Linked DNA regions of Homo sapiens: region 1 is linked to region 2. A link is a loop called in an ENCODE intact Hi-C map of the cell type or tissue named here. Cell type or tissue: Calu3. All regions are shown on one strand. Each heading gives the region's core, and the rest is flanking DNA. Links, peaks and the distances in the headings are about the cores only.

Evidence for each region. Peaks named below come from ENCODE experiments on the same cell type or tissue, not always from the same donor. Only the 100,000 strongest peaks of a DNase experiment are listed, where the experiment ranks them.
Region 1: it touches region 2 in a loop (2.8-fold over the local background); 2 of 110 quality-filtered maps call a loop at or near these places.

Annotation. Positions count from the first base shown.
Region 1 is chr7:16,295,718-16,307,380 of GRCh38, reverse strand. CRPPA (CDP-L-ribitol pyrophosphorylase A) reads left to right here. Exons shown (of 10, transcript NM_001101426.4): 5 at 5,915-5,960. Among named protein-coding and RNA genes, the nearest start is that of CRPPA-AS1, 91 kb to the right of the region's middle. RefSeq lists a silencer at 6,750-6,950. In Calu3, for the core only: no CTCF peak of the experiment used is centred there; a DNase peak (open chromatin) is centred at 5,990.
Region 2 is chr7:16,559,009-16,570,671 of GRCh38, reverse strand. LRRC72 (leucine rich repeat containing 72) reads right to left here. Exons shown (of 9, transcript NM_001195280.2): 6 at 4,270-4,359; 7 at 3,129-3,281. Among named protein-coding and RNA genes, the nearest start is that of LRRC72, 38 kb to the right of the region's middle. In Calu3, for the core only: a CTCF peak has its summit at 5,578 (motif pointing right); a DNase peak (open chromatin) is centred at 5,521.

The DNA.
Region 1 (11,663 bases), core at 2,308-10,307, 260 kb after region 2:
TAGAATACTTATTGCAAACAAGATAATGGCACTATCATACTGCAGCTTCTTATCAAGGCCAGGGATGGTTTAGAGTGTGATTCTTTGTTTCATTAGTTGAATTGAACAGGACATTTGGAAATAGGAGTCTGGAAATCAGAAATAAGTACATTTGGAAATAAGATTATTTCATAATCTTGAAATACATATTGCTGCTTTTGAAATATTGCTTGCAGTCTTTGGAAATCTTTATGAAACATCCATCAAAATCTGATTAGTAAAGATTCATTCTAATTGAGTCTATAAGCATATTTCCTTACTGATTTTTAAAACAGAAAGCCCTGTAAGTTGATCAGTTATTTTGCACAGTAACATGATCAGCCTCACTGCATGCTAAGATTGTCTCAGGATAATCTTAAATACTTAAAATGTTGAATTCTAAGACTCCAAAATATTGACATGTTTGAAGTATTGCCTGGTAGAGAAAATTTATGCGGTAAAGAAATTTTATGCAATATTACTCTTCATTTAAGGACAACCTAAAATGTCTGCCTCTGCTGGGTTAACTATCATCAACCCAGCAGGCAAACATTTTATTCATCCTTTTCTATATATGGCTCAGTGATATTTATGAGGATTTTTGGCAATTACCAGTTAGATGTTTCATTAAAGGTCCTGACCCACATTTCTTTAGAACTCCTTTGGCTGTCTGGCAGACCTAATTTGAAGACCAAGAAAAAAGGCGGAAACTCTAAGGCGTTTTATTGCTACTGACATGTCAATAATCCCTGGTCTCACTTTTGACATCTTTGGAGCTGTGATTATTTACCTCTTTTGCATGTTCTGAGCCCTCATCAAGTTTGTAAAGCACTCTTGAGATCTGTGGATGAAAAGGAAGCAGCACATTACTCTCTGAATGTTACATTCCATCTTCAGTGTTTCCTTTTTGGTGAGGTGTTTATATTTCTCTGTTCTCTCCAGCAAGAGTGTTAGTCCTCAGGTACATCTTGATGCTCTGCTCCCCTTTTATGTGCAACAAATATCAGTGCACGCTAACCTGATTGGCCTTTCCACACAGTGCTTCTCTTGGTTCCACTGGTGAGTCCCTTTTTAGGGACATTGTTGTGGGTTCAACTGTCCTCTAAAAAAGTATGTTCAAGTCCTAATCCGTGGCACCTGTGAATGTGACCTTATTTGGAAATAGTGTCTTTGCAGATGTAATCAAGTGAAGACGAGGTCCTGCTGGAATAGGGTAGGCCCTAAAGCTAATATGACTAATATCTGTACAAGAATAGAAGAGACACAGATACAGGGAGAAGGCCATGTGATGATGGAGGTGGATATTGGAGTGACACATCTGCAAGCCAAGGAATGGCAGGGGTTGCCAGCCATCACCAGAAGCTAGGAAGAGGCTGGAAAGAATTCTTCCCAAAAGCTTTCAGAGGGTCCTACTTGTATCTTGATTTCGGATGTCTAGTCTCCAGACTGTGAGAGAATATAAATTTTTTTGTTTGTTTGTTTTTGACGGAGTCTTGCTCTGTCATCAGGTTGGAGTGCAGTGGCACAATCTTGGCTCACTGCAACCTCCGACTCCCTGGTTCAAGCAATTCTCCCGCCTCAGTCTCCCGAGTAGCTGGGACTACAGGTGCTTGCCACCACAGGCGCTTGCCACCACACTCAGCTAATTTTTGTATTTTTAGTAGAGACGGGGTTTCACCATGTTGGCCAGGATGGTCTTGATCTCCTGACTTTGTGATCTGCCCGTCTTGGCCTCCCAAAGTGCTGGGATTACAGGCGTGACCCACCACCACCACGCCCAGCCAAATTTCTGTTGTTTGAAGTCTGCCAGTTTGTAGTAATTCACTGTAGCAGTCCTGGGAAACACATGCTGAAAGGGCGATCCCCCCACTAGAAATCAGCATCATAGCATCACTTTCCACATGGAATGGAAGTAGAGAGCTCTACTCTTATGAATGAGATTTGAATAATGCCATGCTTCAAAGGGAGCTTGGACCCTAAAAGTCCTGTCGTGCTCTGGATTGGGGAAAATGTCTTACAGATAGACGTTATAAGCGTTTTTTGTTTGTTTGTTTTTTGGTATCACATTTTTTTCCCTGTTAACTGAGGTGATGCTAGAATGCAAATATTGCTGTTGTTTTCAGGGTCCCTATTTTCTCTTTCTGCCTCTTGTCTCATCTTTGACTTCTTTTTTTGGTATTTTCATAGCTAATTATTTAACCCCTTTTGATAACATTGTAAGATTTGTCATTAGGCTTTTACTTTAATTTTGTGATCTTATTTTGTATGATGAGAGTATTTGTTTTACACAACAATGGAGTTTATGCTTTGAAATTAGTGTCCTAATTCTACACTAACTCCAAAGATGCTGCCTTTTAAAAAAAAATGTATCTGAAAAGTTCTAGTACAATTATGCTAAACTGGTACTGGACTCAGATGGCATGGCCATGTACTTGAAACATGATTCAAAAATCTGACAGTAAAAGACATATTTGGACATAATTGAGGCATTTTATTACCATGTAACAGTGTAAGGCGAAGGAAGATCCTGAAACATGGAACAATACACCTTCCCTTTCCCCTGAAAAGTCAGGGAGTTCACTTCACATTGGTTTAAAGACTGACTTGAAATTTCTGAGGACTGCACGTAGTACTAGAATTTCAGTAGTAGAATTTCAGTTGCCACCAGAAATCCTAGGAGGATTATTTTGTATTTTATTTTCTTTAATTAATTAATTTTTTTGAGATGGAGTCTTGCTCTGTCACCCAGGCTGGAGTGCAGTGGCAAGATCTCAGCTCACTGCAACCTCTGCCTCCTGGGTTCAAGTGATTCTCCTGCCTTAGCCTCCCAAATAGCTAGGACTATAGGTGCCTGCCACCATGCACGGCTGATTTTTGTATTTTTAGTAGAGACGGGGTGTCACTATGTTGGCCAGGCTGGTCTGTATTTTGTATTTTATAAATACGTTTTGGTAAAAGTAAAAGGTAAACATTCTGGCTTGATGTCACCTTCCTGTGCTAGCTCTTCTGGGGTCTGGAGATAATATCAGTTTTTTTTTTCTTTCAACACACCATGCAGGGTAGAAAATGGCCACGGTACCCCACTACCCCCACCAGGGCGATAAGCACTGAGGAGTACAGAACTGGTTCTGGGAGTAGGGATCAGCTGTCATGCTTTCCTGGAGTAGTCTTGCTTTGACAGGCCCAAGTAAACCCTCTTATTTTGATGAGATTTCATCTAGTCTGCATAACAACTTGAGTCCCTTTAATTTAGAGTTGTACCATATTTGTGACCCCATTTACTTTTAATTAACTTGGTCTCTTACTACACTGTACAGGCTTAATTGAACAGACATCTTGTTTCTAAATGTCAAAACCATCTTCAAGCCATACAAGATTGATAACCAGTTACTGAAGAAATTTAACCACTGTGTTCCGTTGTCTGAATGTGCTTTTTTAGGAGTTTCTGAAGTTTTTGTGTAATCACAATATTATTGGAATGAATGACTTTTGAGGATTCCTTTTGTTGGGGAATACATTTTTTTAAGGTCCAAGTATTTCAGCATCTGTTTAAAAACAAAAGAAACAAAGTAGTCTCTATTTGGTTTTTGTAATTTCAAAAACACAATATGGTGACATTGTTTCTCTTCAGATATTTTTATATAGTTATCCAGCATTTTATATAGGTATCCAGAAAAGAATATTTTCTATATGTATATGATTGGTAAGGAAATAAGTTCTGAAAAATCTATACCTAATAAACATTCTATTATCTTTGAAATGTAAGTTTTGCCTATTTATTGTGAAGGGAAAGATGGGAGAACTTTATGTGTCACCTTAAATTATTGGAGATAGTGGCCAACTGGCTGTGTTCTGAAAGTTTTTTTTTTTTTTTTTTTTTTTTTTACTATTTTATGTCTCAACACAGAAACAAGAACAACATGTAGACGTGATAGGAATGAGAAATTCCCACCGTATTATTACCTTACCGTGCCTATGAAATTGGAATTTTTATCCTCCAGATTAGCTAACTACTAGATTTGTACAGAAACTTTGTTTAGTGAAGTGGGCTACTGCACTTCTATCCAAATTAGATTCCTCTGCTATTCCTTTATCCTGGCAGGTAAATCCTGGACCAAAACTATACCTTACTATCCAGAAATAAAGTAGCAGCTAACTTGATAACACAGATAAAAAGTTGTTCAAGCAATTCAACCAATCTATTAAAATGTGAAATGCTATAGTATTTCTAAAACAAGCACATGCCAACCAAAACTAGTGAATTTTAAAGTACTTTTAGCCTTATTTTTTTCCTACATAGCTAACGTACTTCAAAAGCAGTATGACTGGAAAATGTTGTAATTCTCAATTGATGGGTTATTCATTTTTTCCATCTAACTTTTACAGCAATATGGGTTGTCCTTATTTTAATTAAAAAAACCCAACACCCTGACAATGAGTATTGAAGTTCCTTTCGTTCTGTTAGCATGATCAGTAGTCTTCCTTTGACCTTGCACAACACTCTATAATGAAAAATTACTTAAAAAAATCAGTCCTGTAGTGATGAGAAAGAACTTCAATCCTCTAATTTGCTGGTTTTCAGACTGTGCTCACTAGAGCCTCAGGGGCCACCTGAAGAAGAGGAAAGGTTCTGTGTGGGTGAAATTCCAACCCAACACCTGGCACTCACCTAGTTCAGCTCATTTTTTCTCTCTTTTATTTGATTGTGCTTCTGTGTGCTATTTCAGCTGAGTTTAGGCATGGTGAGGTAATAATATGGTAGGAATTTCTCAAAGTGGGTTTTTAGAACACTTGCATCATAAATATCTAGGTGCTTGAATGTAGCTTTTAAGACCTTATAAAAGCTTATTTATACTGTGTCATTATTTACTATGTATTTCAGCTCTGTGATATAGAATTAATTCTGCAACACAATGCACTTACATTTTCTGTACCTGAGCTCACTGGATGGGGGTCTGTGAAGTATCTGCCATAGGACAGACACATGCCATGTTGGCAGGTTACATTACAAGGAACAGATTACAATTATGAGGAGGTTGCATTTTTTTTTTTTTTTTTTTTTTTTTTGAGACAGAGTCTCGCTCTGTAGCCCAGGCTGGAGTGCAGTGGCGCAATCTCGGCACACTGCAAGCTCCGCCTCCCGGGTTCACGCCATTCTCCTGCCTCAGCCTCCCGAGTAGCTGGGACTACAGGCGCCCGCCACCGCGCCTGGCTAATTTTTTGTATTTTTAGTAGAGACGGGGTTTCACCGTGTTATCTAAGATGGTCTCGATCTCCTGACCTCGTGATCCGCCTGCCTTGGCCTCCCAAGAGGTTGCATATTTTTAAGGAAAGATCATCATTGTTCTTAGACACATAGTGGTACCCTATAGGCTCTTTCTATTTTAGCCACATTTTTAATAAAAATCTTACAAGGTGAATCTTATCTAGGTTCATACGGATATATGTAATTCAGAAGGAAGTCCCTCTTAACATAAATTGACCTTTCAGAATTATTTCAGCTAAGAATGTAACTCAGTGACTTTTTTGTTATACAGAGACTTCCACCCTACCTTTTTTTCTCTAGTATAAAACCTCGTTTTTATGCAGTCATGTTAATACTGTTGTTTAAATGCTACCACATTTTCTTTAAGTATAATACTTGAGTTACATTAAGATTTCGGTAACAACTGCCACATAATATCTTAATTTATTCAAAGATTTAAAAACAAATCAGCCATTTGTAGAAATAGAATATATTTTATGTGAATTTGCTGATGCTTTTCTAATTGAGAAAATGTCAGTATTACATGTTTATAGCTTCTGAAAAATCAAGAATTTCCTTGGGGGCATTATTTTATTGCTTGCACATTCCTTCCTGCTCTGTTAAGTCTAATGAAGTTTATCTGTCCTTTAGGTGACCTACAAACGAGATCTCTATGCGGCTGAATCGATTATTAAGGGTATGTTTGGCCTTATGACTGTCAGTTCCTGTGTTTCAAAAATGTAAGCCAGTTCGGAATTTCTCATGACAGTTTAAATCCCAGCAATCTCAAAAGCAGAAAAGCCTGTAGGCCAAGGTCTCTGATTTGTTTTTTGAAAATAATTACATTTTATGTGTTTCATGCTAGAGAAATAGCAGTTACTATGATACCACATTGATTTTAATTTTTATACAGGAAATACTTTATTAACTTGAGGGAAGTATGGGACATTGATACTATTAGAAGGAAAATAGCAAAACCTGATTTTAATAATTTTGTAAAGGTCTCACCTCATTTTTACTATTAAGAGGACTGCCCTCTCCCCTTAACAGTGTCGTGTCGGTACATTAGATAGCATCTTCCATGTGAGAAACATTGTTTTTCCTAACTGGAGAAATTAGGCTGGACAGGGTGATTTTTAAAATTTCTTTTGGGTTCTGACAATGACTGCAATTTTGTAATTGTAGATATCATATGTGTGATAACTCTTTTTTAGTTCTTTTTCATCTCCGACTCAAAGATCCCAGCTAAATAGAGGTAGTTTATTTAATAAGCAACAAGCATTTGTTATTTTGCTTAACACTGTGCAAGGAATGTAATTAAGATGCATTAGGGACAGTCTTTCTGTATTTTTGTAGCCTGTTATTTAAGTCAGCTTTCTCAGTCTTGGCACTATATTGGCATTTTAGTCTGGAAAATTCTAAGCTGTGTGGACTGTTTTGTGCATTACAAGTTGTTTAGCAGCACGCCTGGCCTCTGCTCACAAGCTGCTGGAAGTACCCATCCCTCACTCCCCTTCCCCTGGTTTTGACAGTCAAAGATGTTTCCTGATATTGCCAAATGTTCCCTAGGGATAAAAACATCTCCACTGATAGAGAACCACTATTTTAAAATATGGACTCCTAGCAAAATCGGAGATGTTCACCCCAATCCTGAAACACATGTGATGCTTTACAGTGTGTTAGTAACTGATTTCTTTGAGGATAGATTATGGCTAGAACTACATGCTCAGGTTTTCATTGAGAGGTCAACTTCCAAATTCAAACTTTTTTCGAAGTAGAAAAATGTACTGAACCTGCATTCTGAGTGCATCAATTTATTAAAAAATTTTGGGAAACCCTATTTAACCATCAACAGACTTCACATTCAGAAAATGAAAATCTTTTCTCTGATCATGACAATGTATTTGTTGTTTACCCTCAAGTTCTTTGTCCTTCAAGGATATGTTGTTTTAAACTATTAATGTACTATAACTTATGCATCTGTTTGTGTGTATGTAAACAGACCATTTATAGCTATAAATCAAAATCTTGACATATTTACATATCAACCAAGCAATGTGTAAACATTACTCTGGAAAAGTCGGCTGAATGATGATGTGGTCGGTCGTGTCCTCAACACAAGGAAATATAAAACTCAGTTTGGTTTCTTCACAGAGCTTTGTATGTACTACGTAGGAAAATAGCAATGACTTTTTTTTTGTCAACAATTGGTAGTTCGACTGAGGAATATAATTGTAATACTTGGCCTATATATTATCAGAGGCTTCTTAAAAATGTAAAAACCTATACTGCAAGTGTTATTGCAGGGGCTATGACTTTGGAAATTGTTTGCAGAAATGGCTTTTGTCTATGTAATAGGTTCTGGTCTGCTACTTTTATTTTTTAAGTATTTAAAACATGTTCTACTTTTATTCTTAGGAAAGATAAATCTGACCTGCCTAGTGTAAACAGCTCATTTAGGTCAACAAACTTTTAGTTTCCTTATATTTTAGGGTTTGTATATCTAATAACTTCCCAGGAGATTCTGATGCTTCTGGTACACTTTGAGGATCACTGCTCTGGGGCCTTTCTACTCTCAGTAAATGCTCTAGACCAGCAGCATTGTGATTACCTGAGGACTAGAATCTCAGGCCCCACCTCATTCAGTCAGAATATACATTTTAACAGGAGCTCTGGTTGATTAGTTTGTACATTAAATTCCAGACATCTTCCTCTAGGCTGCTCCTCAGTCTTTTATAGGTTTATTTCTAAATAATATCTTTATTGCATTAAGAGCTTTAAGTCTTACGATGCTCTCCCAGCTGCAAATGCTTGTTTGCTCACCTGAGATTACCCCTTCCATTTATGACTTGTACTCAAGGCTATCTCTGATAGTAGAAATGCCTCTCTGGGCATAGGAAAGAGAGAACTCTTGGATTAAAAAAAATTCCAAAGTGTAATATAGTATATAGCCTACTATGAGAGCTGTATATTTACCTGTAGGCATTTTCCTAGTGTATTAATCAGGGTTGTTTAGAGAAACAGAACCAGTAGGATGTACAGAGATATAGATAAGATGCATACATAGATTTATTATGAGGGATTGGCTCACGTGATGATGGAGGCTAAGTCCCACGATCTGCCAGCTGTAAGCTGGAGGCCCAGGAAAGCCAGTGGTAGAGTTCCAGTACAAACCCAAAGGCCTGAGAACAAGGGAAGTCAAGGGTGTAAATCCCAGTCGGAGTCCCAAGAAGACCCAGAACCTGTCTCTGCTTTAGAAGGGAGAATCTGCCTTTCCTTTGCCTTTTTGTTCTGTTCAGGACCTCAGTGGATTGGATGATGCTCCCACACTTCAGTGAGGATGATCTTCTAAGTCTTCCAATGGAAATGTTAATCTGTTCTGGAAACACCCTCATAGGCACACTCAATAATAATGTTTTACCAGCTAATTGGGGATCCCTTAGCCAGATGTAATTGACACATAAAATTAACCATTTTTATGACACATAATTTATGACACAAAATTAACCATGTTCAAAGTATTTTCCTAGGCACTATTACTATTACACAGCATTAATTGGGCACTTACTTTGTGCTGGGCATTATTTGAAGCATTTTATGTATTTTATCTCTATCTCTTATTTCTTCAAGAACTTGATGTTGTATTATAGTAGTGTTATTGTTTCCATATAATAGGGTATTTGAGAGTTCTAAAGCAAATGCTGACTTGGGAAAGAGAATGTTAACCACAAGTCTCTGCCTTAGGCAGTTTGATCTTTTTATATTTCTATTCCTTTTTTTCCCTCCCTTAAATAGAGATTGTACAAATTCCCTTATCTGAAACCTTTGGGCTATATATGTCTTAGAATTTGGAATAATTTGTACTTCTAGAAGCTACTGCAGTACATCACATGTTATAATATCTTTATTGCATTAAGAGCTTTAAGTCTTACGATGCTCTCCCAGCTGCAAATGCTTGTTTGCTCACCTGAGTTTACCCCCTCCATTTATGACTTGTATTCAAATTGTCTCTGATAGTAGAAATGCCTCTCTGGGCATAGGAAAGAGAGAACTCTTGGATTAAAAAAAAATTCCAAAATATAACAGAGCATATAGCATACTATGAGAGCTGTATATTTACCTGTAGGCATTTTCCTAGTGTATTAATCAGGGTTATTTAGAGAAACAGAACCAGCAGGATATACAGAGATATAGATAGGATGTATACATAGATTTATTTTGAGGGATTGGCTCATGTGATGATGGAGGCTAAGTCCCACGATCTGCCAGCTGCAAGCTGGAGGCCCAGGAAAGCCAGTGGTAGAGTTCCAGTACAAACCCAAAGGTGGGATTTTGTATCCTACCACAAGGTGAAATTTAAGATGCATAAATGTTTATGCTAAATGCAGTAATAAAGGCTATAGAGCTTCTAAGCCAGTTCAAGTTCAGGACTGATTTTGCCTGCAAATTTATATAAAAACAATTGTTTATTATGGTTTTAAGAACTTTTTGGATTTCAGCATTGCCTGCAACACTGTATTACCTGTTTTAGATTGTGATTCAATGAAGGTGGAAAGAATGTCTAATTTTTATGTTGCATCCCCTAACATTTAGTTGAATTGAATTGCATAATAGGCTAACAGATGCAGCTGCAGTTTTTCCCTAGAATCTAAGGGAATTTATGGCCCTTCTCTCCTGCCTTACCACTCTCCCTGCTCCTGACACATGCTTATAGGGAACTAGAATATCTATCACTATATCATTGTTTTTTTCCTTTTAAAACATAGAAATGGTATAGTATTTGAGCATTCTTTGTCAAGATTTAAAACCAAGACTTGGAGGACATTGGACTCATGCTAGGTGCCTTATATGTTATCTCACTTATTCTTTACAATAACGCTGTAAGATATATACATTGCTCTCATTTTGCAGTTGGGAAACCTGACCTAGGTTACTTTCCTCTGGGTCACACGGTTGGTAAGAGCAAGATCCATTATTTAAGCTCAGGTCTACATTGTCTTTAAGTTTGACTCGACTCTAGGATATGTCCATTTTGTACCTCTGATTCACATAGCTACTCCTGCTGCCTGCTAAAGCAGATGCTGGATTCAAGAGCTCTCTCTTGGGTGAGTACATCAGTGGTTTATAAAGCTCAGCTTGCCTAGCTCTGATTCCTCTGAGTTGAAAACTATACCTTCAGCTGGTGTGATGAAGAATAATCCTATAAGTAAGACAGAAAATTTTCTCTCCCAGTGTTTTCCTAAGCACATAGTACAGTCTTCTAGAAAGTGTTTGTTACTGGCATCACAGGTGTGTGAAAAGCATATAATGTTGTAATGACAGATTTCTAGACATGCTCAGAAAAAATAATAAAATTCCAAATCAAAATAATTGTTTTAAAATGATTTGGGGTACTGTTTAATTGTTTTTTTTCTGTTGTTGTTAGTTCTGGTAGTTGATGTTCATTATCTAGACATAACAGATTTCCTTTCTAGGATGGAACTTTTTTTGTTCTGTGATGAGTGCTTCATGTTTGTTTTTTTTTAAGTGTCCTTCCTGAGCTGTTTTTTCTCTCAAATAACAGTTATTCCTGGTCAACAAATTGTATTCTATTAAAGTAACTATTTTGTTGTTTACTTAGTTTGTTTTCAGGTGCTAGAAAACATTTCTAGGATAAATATCATGTCTCATGTTTTGCAAGAACATTTTGTACTCCAAAATTTACTTGTCACCAAAGTAGCCTGTGTGTTTTGGTCCATCTTAATTTATGTTCAAGTCAACATCTTTGGTTTAGTATGGGAATTTTGATGTTAGGAGAAAAACGAATATTCTTTCATTGGTATTTGGTGTAGGTTTGCTAACTTCAAGGCATGCTTTTGACTAGAATCTCCAAATTGTGGTAGATAGCAAGTCTCCAAATCTGATTTTTATCTTATGTTTTTAGGTAATTTTAAAGCTTAATTTATTTTAGCATCAGTGTGTTTATATGTATTTTCATTTATGGTAAACTATTTGAAGAAACATGTATAGAAAGTGGTAGTTTCATTTGTCTTTCAGAGTCTATTAAAATATAATTAATTACAAATTTGTTAAAACTGTATAAAAAAGTATTCGTCATAATCCCTTTTCTTAGGCAGAGGGTTGGATTTGGTTGTTGTTCTTTAATGTTTAACTCATTCAGGCTTCTACTGTGAGTGAAATTTAAAACAATTTTCTACGGAGTAGTATGATTAATTGGTACAACAAGACACTGGACTGACTGATAAGTTTGTAAATATCCACTTAACAAAGAGGTATTGTAGTTTTGTTGCCCAAGCTGGTTGAGCCCACCCAAGTCTGCTCTGCATGCTCAGATGAACCCAAATGATTAAAGTGGTAACAGATGCCAGTGGTAACATACTTTATATAGATTTGCATAAGC
Region 2 (11,663 bases), core at 2,142-10,141:
ATTTTTGTATTTTTTGGTAGAGATGGGGTTTTGTCATGTTGGCCAGGCTGGTCTCAAACTCCTGACCTCAGGTGATCCGCCCACCTAGCCCTCCCAAAGTGCTGGGATTACAGGTATGAGCCACCACGCCTGGCGAGTTATATTTTAAGTAATATAAACAAACCAGTTTTTTTCTAAGGTGTGAGAGTGACATTATGGTTAACAGGAAAATGTCCTTATTTTTAAACTTTCAGTCTAAATTATTTAAAAGTGTGAAAGTTGCAGATACCAGGATGAAATCACTCTTGTCAGAATCAAACAAATTGGAGCCAGAAGGCAGTAAGGAGAGCTCATGCTTGCATGTCTGATAAGACCTGTCTCAAGGGCATTCCAAAATAACCCCCACAATACATTATTTTGTGTCCTGCACACAACTCATGTTTGTCATAACCTACATTTCTCATGTATGCACACATTTCTATGACCAAGTTTATCACTATACATTCTTTAGGACTCAACAATTCAGATAAGATCCTCTCAAAAGAACATTTGCCTAGTAACAGAATCTCCACCAATGAACTCGTAGCTTTGGGCCTCTGGAATCAATGAACTGTGCTTCCAAGAGGCTTATGTGAATTCTTTTTTTTTTTTCTTTTCTTTTTTGAGAAGGAATCTCCCTCTGTTGCCCAGGCTGGAGTGCAATGGCGTGATCTCGGCTCGCTGCAACCTCCACCTCCCAGGTGCAAGCGATTCTCCTGCCTCAGCCTCCTAAGTAGCTGGAATTACAGGTGCCATCACTGCACCCAGATAATTTTTGCATTTTTAATAGAGACTGGGTTTTGCCATGTTGTCCAGGCTGGTCTCAAACTCCTGACCTCAAATGATCTGCCTGCCTCGGCCTCCCAAAGTGCTGGGATTACAGGCTTGAGCCACCACGCCTGGCCACTTTTTCCCAAATAAAAAGCTTCCTTCCCTTCCCTTCCCTTCCTCTCTTGCACCTGTGGCTTGCCATAGCTGTGCATCCTGGGTTATAATTCTTTTTGCTTACTCCCAAATAAATTCATTATCTTAAGAGATATTTTTCTCTGATGTCTTTTTTTAGGTTGACAGGAGTGAAATGTAATGATGTCTGCTGCTGAAACATTTTAATCCTTTGGCAATACATTGATTTTCCAATTTACACTGTAGTTGGAAATGCCAAATGCAGTGTAAGTCATTCATTTAGGAATGACTTCTAAGGTCTTCTGAGGAGACCTGTCCTTGTTTTTTTGTTTTTTAAGATGGAGTTTCGCTCTTGTTGCCCAGGCTAGAGTGCAATGGCTCACTGCAACCTCCGCCTCCCAGGTTCAAGTGATTCTCCTGCCTCAGCTTCCTGAGTAGCTGGGATTACAGGCATGTGCCACCATGCCTGGCTAATTTTTGTTTTTAGTAGAGATGGGGTTTCTTCATGTTGGTCAGGCTGGTCTTAAACTCCCGACCTCAGGTGATCTGCCCGCCTCGGCCTCCCAAAGTGCTGGGATTACAGGTGTGAACCACCGCACCTGGCCACCTGTCCTTAAATAAAGAGGCAAAGCGTCAGATATGGAGGGCGGTAAATATAGCAGAATATGAACACTTGTTGAATATATGTGGGCATATACCAATATTTATTTTAATATTCTTTAACTTTTCCTGTTAGAAAATTTTCACAATAAAAAGTTCAGGGAAGTCTTAATTTTGTCCTCATTCTTCTTTTTCTTTTCCTTTACCTTTCGCTCATTCTTGAATAATAATTGAGTTGGTTATAAAATTCTTGGTTGGCCATTACTTGTCCTCAGCATTTTAAAAACTTTCGATCACTGTTTTTTGACTTCCACGATTGTAGTTGGAGAGTCTGTTGTGAATCTCTGTGTTATTCTTTTGTAGGTCATCTGGGTTTTCTCTCCGACTGCTTTAAGATGGTTTTGCCTTTGGTGAAGACTCTTGTTGTTGTTGTTGTTGTTATGTGTCTTTTTTGTGTTTGGATTCATTTTGTCTGGTGCATCTAAGAATTCTTTGCCAATTCTGGTAATTGTCTGGTCAGTCTAAGAATTTATTTATCAGTTTGGGAAAATTTCCAGCCATTATCACTTTAAACATTACCTTCTGCTCAATTTCTATCTATAATTTGTTTTTCAGGAACTATTACTGAAGTTATATTGGACCTTCTCTTTCTAATGTCTCTCCTTTTCTCAATATCTAATTCATATCTTCTATTGCTTTCTTTCTCCATTTAGCATTCTGGGTAATTTCTTCCAAACTATTTTTTAATTCAATTTCCCCTTTATTTCTAGATAATTGGTTTGGTTTTTTAAAAATGTATGTTGTCTCTTTGGCGAAGTGTCATAAAGAAAAGGATTTTACCTTTGCACCTTTTCTTATCCACCCTCTCTTCCTTCGTGGAATGGAGATGTGAGGCTTGGGGGTACACCAGCCACCTTGTAATCATAAAGCACACTAAGAGTAGCAGAACAAAAGACAGATATATCCTTGAACAGTGACAACATTGTAGAACTTTATGCTAACCCTAGATACCCTATCTTTCTATTCTTTGCTGTCTGAGAAAACTAAACCCCTATTTTTTTTTGCATTTCTGTTACAAATATGAAATTAAATTCCTACAAATGAAACATCCTGAAAATATTCAAGTTATACTTGCATATAATGACCCTGTATGTGAGTATAATCAAAATATTACCAGTGCTTATTTCTGCATGGTAGAATTGCAGATGATCTTTATTTCTTCTTCATGTTTTTTCTATATTATCAAAAATTATATAGACTTAATTGGTAAAATCATCCATGTTAGTGGTAATAAAAATAACAATGGCTTATTTATTGAGCCCTTTATACTGTGTTAGGTACTGGGATAGAGGCTTCAATGTATTATCTCGTTATTATCACAGCACCCCATTTAATTTCACATGCATGAGTGAGGATGAAAATTGCATACCTACTTTAACTGGACTAAAAGTATTATAAGGTTAGCAAATATATTAGAAATTATTCCATTACATAGATACTTAAGTTTATTGTAAATTGTAGTTGTTATTATTACAATCAAATTACCCAAAAGTTTGAGGAGTTTTAATTTCATTAAATTTGTTTTTTTTTTTTTTTTTACGAAATACCTGAAGGTACTCTCTGGGCTGGTTTTTGCTTAAATGGTGATTTAGGATCCCATGAAGCATCCACTTTTCCTCCGAATGCTATTGATTGAACGATATGAGCCTTTTTATGGTTAAAAATGGTAATCATTGATCTTCTTTCTTTTTCTGTAACTTCTGATAAATGCAAAAAGTAATGTTATTGCATAACATTATAAATAGGCGGAGTGATTCAAAATAGAACTGAACACTTTCAAGAATGTATTTATCTAAACTATGATATATGAGAACATCCTGTCAAAACTGTTTTGTAAAGGGGCTATCACGCTTATTTCCATAATCTTACAAGCACTCAATATACACCCCACATGTCACAAGACAGAGCTTAATCCTTCAATCTAATGCATCCCAAACACCCTTTAACACATCACCAAGGATGATTAAAATTTTAGCATGAAACATCCTTTCATTTCCTCAAGGCTATTAGAAAGGAGAGGTATAACCATAAGTTTCCGATGTATCCTATAGAAAGTGGTTACTCAGTAATAAACTATTAAGAATGTTCAAACCTGCAGAGACAGAAAGGTAAGTAGATAGATAATATAGCATTTGGGGGCAAAATAGGCCTCAAAAAATGTTAAGTGTAATATGCTGAGGTTGATTGTGTGTGTGTGTGCATGTGGCTTATAGAAATCTGACATGCTATCTTGAAGATGTATTCATAAAGAAGTCATCATTCATTGTATGTTTCAATATATATATATTTACAGAATTTTTAAATCACGACTTTTAGAACTTAAACTGGCCTTATGAGATTTATTCCAATTCCCTCACTTTTGAGATAAGAAACTAAGGTGCCAGGAAGTAAACGATTTGGCATCCAACCTGTTAATGTCAAAACCAGGACCAGAAGGAATACTTTCCTCAGCTCAGTTAGAGGGCCTTTCTAATAAAGTAGTAAAGAGACATGAATTTCTAAATTAGGGCAAATTTTAGAGAGCAAGTCTTTCAAAAATAAATAATTGAAAAACTTCCATTAAAAAGACAATTATTCAAAGATATATTTTTTACAAAGACATATTTTCAAAGGTAGTCTTCGTTTTTAAACCGCTGAGCTATAAGACTACTTCTCAAATATTTCTTTGCAAGAAGGAAGGGTCCTTACGATTTCGGTCAAGCAGCTCCACTCCTGGAAGGTGGTAGATGATATATAAACGATACAGGTTATATTGGCACAAAGGATTTTGGTATAGACCTGCAAATGAAGAATCCAAAATAAAAATGTCAGATTTCAAAATCAGTTTCACTTATCACTTATAAAATACAAAAAATTAAGAGATTCGTATAAAACATAAGAACTTGTAAAGCTCTTCTCCATATCAAGCAATAGACCCATTAAACCTTTACTTAGAGCACCAGTTAATTTTTCTATCTGTTAAATTCATTCATTCAACAAATATTTACCAAGTGCTTACTATCCACTAGGAACTGTGCTAAGGGCTATGATCAAATCATTGACCCAAGTCTGCAACAAATGAGGGAAATTTTTAACATGTCCATAAATAAGTTAGTAAATGAAGAACTAGATATCAGCTCTATTGGAGTCTTGAGGCTACTTTTTATTAAAATATCACTTGGTACTCTTCTTTCAGTCTCCAAGTTCACAAGGGTGCATGTGTGAAGATAGGCAGAGACACAACACCCGGCTCTAATAGAACTTACTTCCTCCACACCATTGCTCATAGTTCAGAATGTGTCAATAGTAGCTTCAGATCTCAGCAGGACCAGAGCTGAGCAGAAGTGGCTCTTGCATCTTGTCTACCTCTGGCCAGGCACGTGCAGTTCTGAGATCCTGGTGTGCAGGTGCTAGGATGTGTGATAAACCGCACTTCCTAATGCAGTGGTTGGAAGAAGGGGGCATGTGGATGCAGAAGCAGCCCTGGCACTTTTGACATCATATCCCTTGGGAATCAGCACATAGTTATGTTTTTAAACATCCTCAACTAGAAGTTGTGAGGGCTTTATTTTTAAAAAAAGATATTTTCCCTATTCATCCTAGATGATAATAAACATATTTTTTCAATACAATGTGAAATAAAACTTTAATGATTTTCAGTTGGGCATTTTTTTTTTTTTTTGACAGAGTCTTGTTCTTGTTGCCAGGCTGGAGCGCAATGGCATGATCTTGCTCACTGCAACCTCTGCCTCCCGGGTTCAAGCAATTGTCCTGATTCAGCCTCCTGAGTAGCTGGGATTACAGGCGCCTGCCACCACGCTTGGCTAATTTTTGTATTTTTAGTAGAGACGGAGTTTCGCCATGTTGGCAAGGCTGGTCTCGAACTGCTGACCTCGTGATCCGCCCACCTTGGCCTCCCAAAATACAGGCATCAGCCACCGCACCTGGCCAGTAATCTTTAGTTATTCGGATTCCACCTACCTACATGCAATTTCTAGGAAATTCTTCTGAAAATACACCTAATAAGGAGAACCACTAGATGGCAGTAGTAGAAAGAGCTCCAGCTACCGCACAACTCCTTCACTCAATAAAATGAAGCTCACTTAATGTACATGTGAAATTTAAGAGTACTGTTGTAGACTATTCATAAAATACAGGTTTGATAAAGGCATGAAAATAGTAAGCATTAGAAACTCGGAAAAAACTGATTAATATTTCTAAAGAGCAGTTTGTAACATAAAGAAGATTGGGGTAGGTGCATGCTTAAAAGATAACAAGCTAGATAAAAACTAAAAAAAAAAAATCAATCATCTGGATGTTTTCTCTGTAGTAATAAAGCATTCTGATATTTGTTGTATAAACACAACTTTTTCTGGCTAATAAAAGCGTTATATATAGCTATTCCCTGTGGAAAACGCGAGCTTTAGAGGGACATAAAGCAGGCAATGGAAGACACCTGGTACATAATAAACAAAAGTTACAGGAGTGAGGAAAGGCATACAGGAAAATGTAGAGCCAGGAGCCACAAAGAAATTTAAAAGAAAGGAAATATGTAAGTAATGGAGAAAATGAGAAGAAAAATAAAACTTTTTTTTTTTCAAGATTTCTTAAATGACAGAAAATGGTCTGAATTTTATTCTTGAAAGAGAAGGATTTTAAAGTGGTAACAAATAATTATAACTGCAGGACAGGGAATAGAACAGATGTATATTAAACCACTAATAAAAGAGCCATTGGGATCATGAATTGTAGTTCGAGCCAGAGAAAGTAAAGAAAAGGACCCTCTTCAAGGATATAAAAGCAAAACACAATTGTTTCTAATGAGAACTCAGAAGGAAGAAAAAGTCACAGATGCTTTAGTACAGAAGTCTGCTTTGTGGTTACTGTCTTGGGGAATCACATCTGACACCTCATAACCCTGTTATACATTATAGCATCTGGAAGTAGAGTCTGCCTTTACATATGACGTTAATGGAAAATATACCAACATCTTTCAATGACGTTTTCTCTAGGTGTACCCTTCGTCTTCTCTTTCCCCTCTGAGGACATTACTATCCATTTCATTTCATTTCTTGGGTTTTTCTGCTAATCCTTGGTTAAGTAACTTCTATATGGAAATTTAAAAACTAGCTTCAGCTGAATAAAACACCAAACTTGGATTTACTACTGTTACATTACTTATTAGCAACATATTGATACTAAAAACTCTATGGACTTGTGGTTGACCATTCATCTCATCCTAAAGTAAAAACTGAATGACACGAAATCAGAAAACTGAACTGTTAGCCCATCCTCTGCTTAAATTAACTTTAAAAATTGAGTTAAATAACTTGACAGGCATTTCATCATTATTATTCACTGTTTCCTATCTCTTAAATTTTAGAAGAAGCAATCATATTTTTAACTCTATTTTTTCCTTCTATACTATTAAACATTTAACATTTTGGATTTATGAGTTTTGGATTGATGCTGCTAAAATCAACATAAATTAAATGTCTAAGATGTGAAATCAGTTTCCTGTTTCTGAATGTTCTGAAAGCCTTCTATGATGTATGGGCACATTCTTTTAGAAACCATGAAGAGAAATTGCTTACACTTTCACTTTCAATAGGTTAATACTATTTAATCCACCTTCCCTCTAGGCTACTTACAGAGTATACCTCAGTGGCGCCAGCACTGTCTTGCTTATCTTAATTTGGGATTCTGAGTCTAAGCAATTTACATTTACCCAATGATATATCAAAATGTCTCTACTACCTTACCGCACAAGCTTGGCTTACAGGAGTCACGTGTATGAAGCTACTTATTATCGAGACAGAAGAGGAAAAAAAAAAGCCATCTAAATAATTGGCTCCAGTTATTTTTTTGTAAACTTTTAAAGCAGAATTTAAAATCATTATTTAAATGAACCCCAATGTTTTTAAGGCTGCCTTCGAAGAAAGTTGATGTAATTAATAAGAGACCAACATCCCAATTTTAATATATGGGAAAAAGAAAATGACATGGAGAAGTTAAAAGCCTATAGAGAACGGCCTGTGGAAGGAAGTTCAGCTGTCAATAATCAGATAGGAGGATTGTGAGGCTCCGGGTCAAGGTTACTTAGTAAGGTCAGCATCTCCATTGTTAATCACCATCTTGTTTTAACTAAAAATCTGGTGGCCACCACACACCATGTGCTTTTTACTGAATATGGAAATCACCCCTGATTGTAAAAGGCAAACTACGATAAAGCAGAGGATCGAGAGAGGAGGGATCAGAATATCCTCTTTTTCAGGACAAACAGTGGTGAAAAACACTGTTGGTTCTTTTCCTTTGGTGAATTGTTTTGTCTTTTGGGAGGGGTGGTCCCACCTGGAAGGGCATTATAGGAAAAGAGGCTCAAAGGAAGGGACCCTGGAGATCCTAGTCCCTCCCCGTATCCCAGAATCCCTCTGCTCCCCTGGCTTTTTGCCATGGGCAGTGGATTGGGGCCACTGCTGAAGACAACGGCAGGAAGTGTTTAAAGGCAATACCTGTGGAAACATGGAGACCCTCTCTCGAAAGGAGGAACTCCCTGTTCCCAAGGCTGATTCCTGGAAGCTCCGGTAGGAAGCAGGTCTTAACAATTATGGCATGCAGGAGTCTTAAGCATACTTTCCAACAGTGGAGTTTAATAAAACAGAAAATTAGAAAGAAACGAGAAAACTGAAGGTTTAGAACAGGAGAGTGGATTAAGCATTTTGTTGCTGCGGCTTTTGGTGGCGGTGGTTTTTTTCCCTTAGTACTGGAAAGGGGGCAGGAGTTAATAAAAGCCATCAGCCACAAAGTGGGTCTTTGACACATGTGGATTCTGATTTAGAAAGAGTTTGGAGGAGGGAAGGGAAGAGGAAAACTGAGCTAGAAAGAGAGGGTGTGGAAAGGTAGACTGCCTAGAGAGAAGAGGTGGGGCCCCCTGACTCTGCCTGAAGACAGGAATTCCAGTTCCCAGGACCTCACACTCTGCAGCTGGTTTAGGCCTCCCTGAAGCTCTCAGCCATGCGTCTCCTAGGCAGTCCTTGGCAATTCTCCTCATAAATGCCAATGGAAGGTGCGATGCTGAGAATGGATTAGCGTTTTGCCCTTCAGGCTATTTTCTCACCCTCTGAAGAACTTGTAATTTAAGTGGAATAATAACACTTTATAATTTTATATGGATTTACAACTTAAAAAGACAAAAATGACTACATTTGAAAATACATAGAGTTCTCATTTTAGTTTATCAGCTAAAGCTAATCTGTGATTGCAAATGAGGCTCATAGAAACTTAATCTGAGGACATGACTGCACAAATAACGTTAGTTGTCTAATAAATACAAACTATTTTTCATACAATATCTTTAACCAAAATGGAACATGAGTTCAAAATGTGAATTTTTAGAAAATGCTTTTTGTTTTTTGTAATTGGACATAGCATTTTCTCCATTTCAAACAAATGACCCCACAACAAGATTCTCAACTGGAAAGTTATAGTTATGTAACTTGAAATACGTCACTGTGATTTTAAGTAGTGGTCGTAAACTATTGTGACTGGTAATGATATGGACATTGTACTACCAGGCTGGTATTTAAAAACTAGAAAATTCCCACTCCTCATGCCTGGCACAATTCTACACTCACATACACCCTTGACAAGCAGGGCATGGGCTGGATTTCAGGATCCATTCAGTCCTGGGCTGGGCACCTTTGTTTAGGGTATAACCTTATTTATTACTATGGGCATAACTCTGTTTATTACTGTGGGAGTAAGCTTGTTTACCACTCTCCAAATGTTGTTTTATAACAAGTTTCCTTAAATTATAGAGTTTTTAAAGTAGCAAATTAAATCATTTTGCATTAGACCCCTTCGACTCTAAGAAATATTTAGGCTGAGTGTTACTAATTTGTAAGCCCTATATAGGTATAGACTGGGTCTTTCTTGTTCAAATTTGAGTCCTATTATCTAGAATAGTGTCATGTAGTGAATGTGTGATAAACATTTATTAAATGAATGAATGAATAGATTATAAATATTTATTGAATGAATGAATAAATAAATGATAAGTAAAACAAGGCATGAGTTTATGTTTCAACACTCCTTAGGAGTTTGGTTAAATCTCTGAGCTTTTCATTTCCATGATTAAAGGGAGTAATTCTAATCACATCATAGGATGCTGTAAAGATTTAAATGCGACTATAATAAATCATTTTTTTAACAGGAAAGACATTCAAACATATTACTATATGATTATTATTTAAAATATCGTTTTATTGAGTCTATTAGCAGAATTTCGAGACTGGATGCAATTTATTTCATTATCTGATTTACATAATCCACAATAAAACAATTTTTTTCTTTTTTTAGAATTTCAATTTTTGTTGTTGCTTCAAAATAACATTAATGGTGAGAAACGTTTTCTTAAAAAAAAAAAACAGAGTTATCTTAATGTTTGAAGCAACCCTGAGAGGTAGCTATCAGCCCATTTTATAGAAAAACAAAGGTAAGTGTTCTAGGTCTAGCATAACTAGTCTTTTAATTATAGCAGCATTTTTCCAGCAGACAGGGGCCAGGTGACTCAAATATGCAGGCCAATTCTTTCACAGAAGATCCAAAAGCTGTGAAAAAAACTCCTGACAGCAGGCAGCCTTCTCACGTCTCCAAAATAAGCATAAAATTGCCATGAACTTGGTGTAATTTTGTGATTTTAATACTTGGGTTTAAAGAATCTAACTATAACAAATGAATCATTTTCCCTCAGTACAGTAGATATAACTGATAACACTAACAATATATGGAAACCTTAGTAACTCTCTGTACATTTATCTGATTAGAACTTTCACCATCAATACTAGCTTACAACTGTTCAAAACACTGTCTCAGGCAATTCTGAGAAATGAATAGAAAAGGAATTAAAAAATATATCTATTGCGTTACATTATTATAAAGAGGTCTCTAAACTCTAAAGTCTGAAAACCTACTCGTTGATCTGTAGGTCTTTTACCTCAGTACACCCAGAATCCTTTATCTTGTATTGTGGTTGTATACATGTTTATTTACCCTTCAAGACCATAAGTTTATTGAGAGTAGGAGTGGTGTATTATTTATTTATTTTTGACTCATCTCACACTTCTTTCCAATAGGTTAGTTCCTTACTGGGTGTGATTCAATATATATGAATAAAGTTTGCTGGGCCTCCAGTTGAAAGCTTAAAAAGTCTTTTAGTTTTTTTTTTTTGGTATCAGCTTTATTAATATACTTTATGTATCACACTGTTCACCCAGCTTAAACATATGATTTGTGTGTTTGTGGTTTATTCACAAAGTTATGCAACTTATCACCACAGTCAATTTTAGTATGTTTTATCACCCCCAAAATAACCCCACACCCTTTACTCTCTAGCTGTCACAACTCCCAGTTCCTTGGCCGTTGGCAACACTCATCTATTTAAAAACAGTTACCTCTCGGTGTTGCTGTCCCTATAGATGTGCCTACTTGGACACTTACATAAATGGAATCATATGTGTTAAAACTTACTTTTGAGATAAAACCAAAAACAAATTTAAACATGTAAATCCTCTTGCTACTTTTGTCATTTTCATTAGCCATGTGATAGATAGCATTTCACAAACAAAAATTTTTCTATCTGTTGTTTTTTCAAAAGCGTATCTTAAAAGACAATAAGATCTAGCCTTATTTTCAGGAATATCTAATTTTTTTTTTTTCTGAGACAGGGTCTTGCTCTGTTACCCAGGATAGAGTCCAGTGGCGCGATCTTGGCTCACTGCAACCTCTGCCTCCTGGGTTCAAGTGATCCTCCCGCCTCAGCCTCTCAAGTAGCTGGGATTACAGGCATACGCCACCAGGCCTGGCTAATTTTTGTATTTTTGGTAGAGGCAGGGTTTTGCCATGTTGCTCAGGCTGGTGTTGAACTCCTGGGCTCAAGTGATCCGCCCACCTCAGCCTGCCTAAGCACTGAGATTACAGGCGTGAGTCACAGTGCCCAGCCTAAATATCTTAATTATAAACATTGCCTCTCTAATTTTAAACTTGATAAATGGAAAAATGTCTTATGTTAATACTATTTTAACTTATGGCCATATAAAATTGCA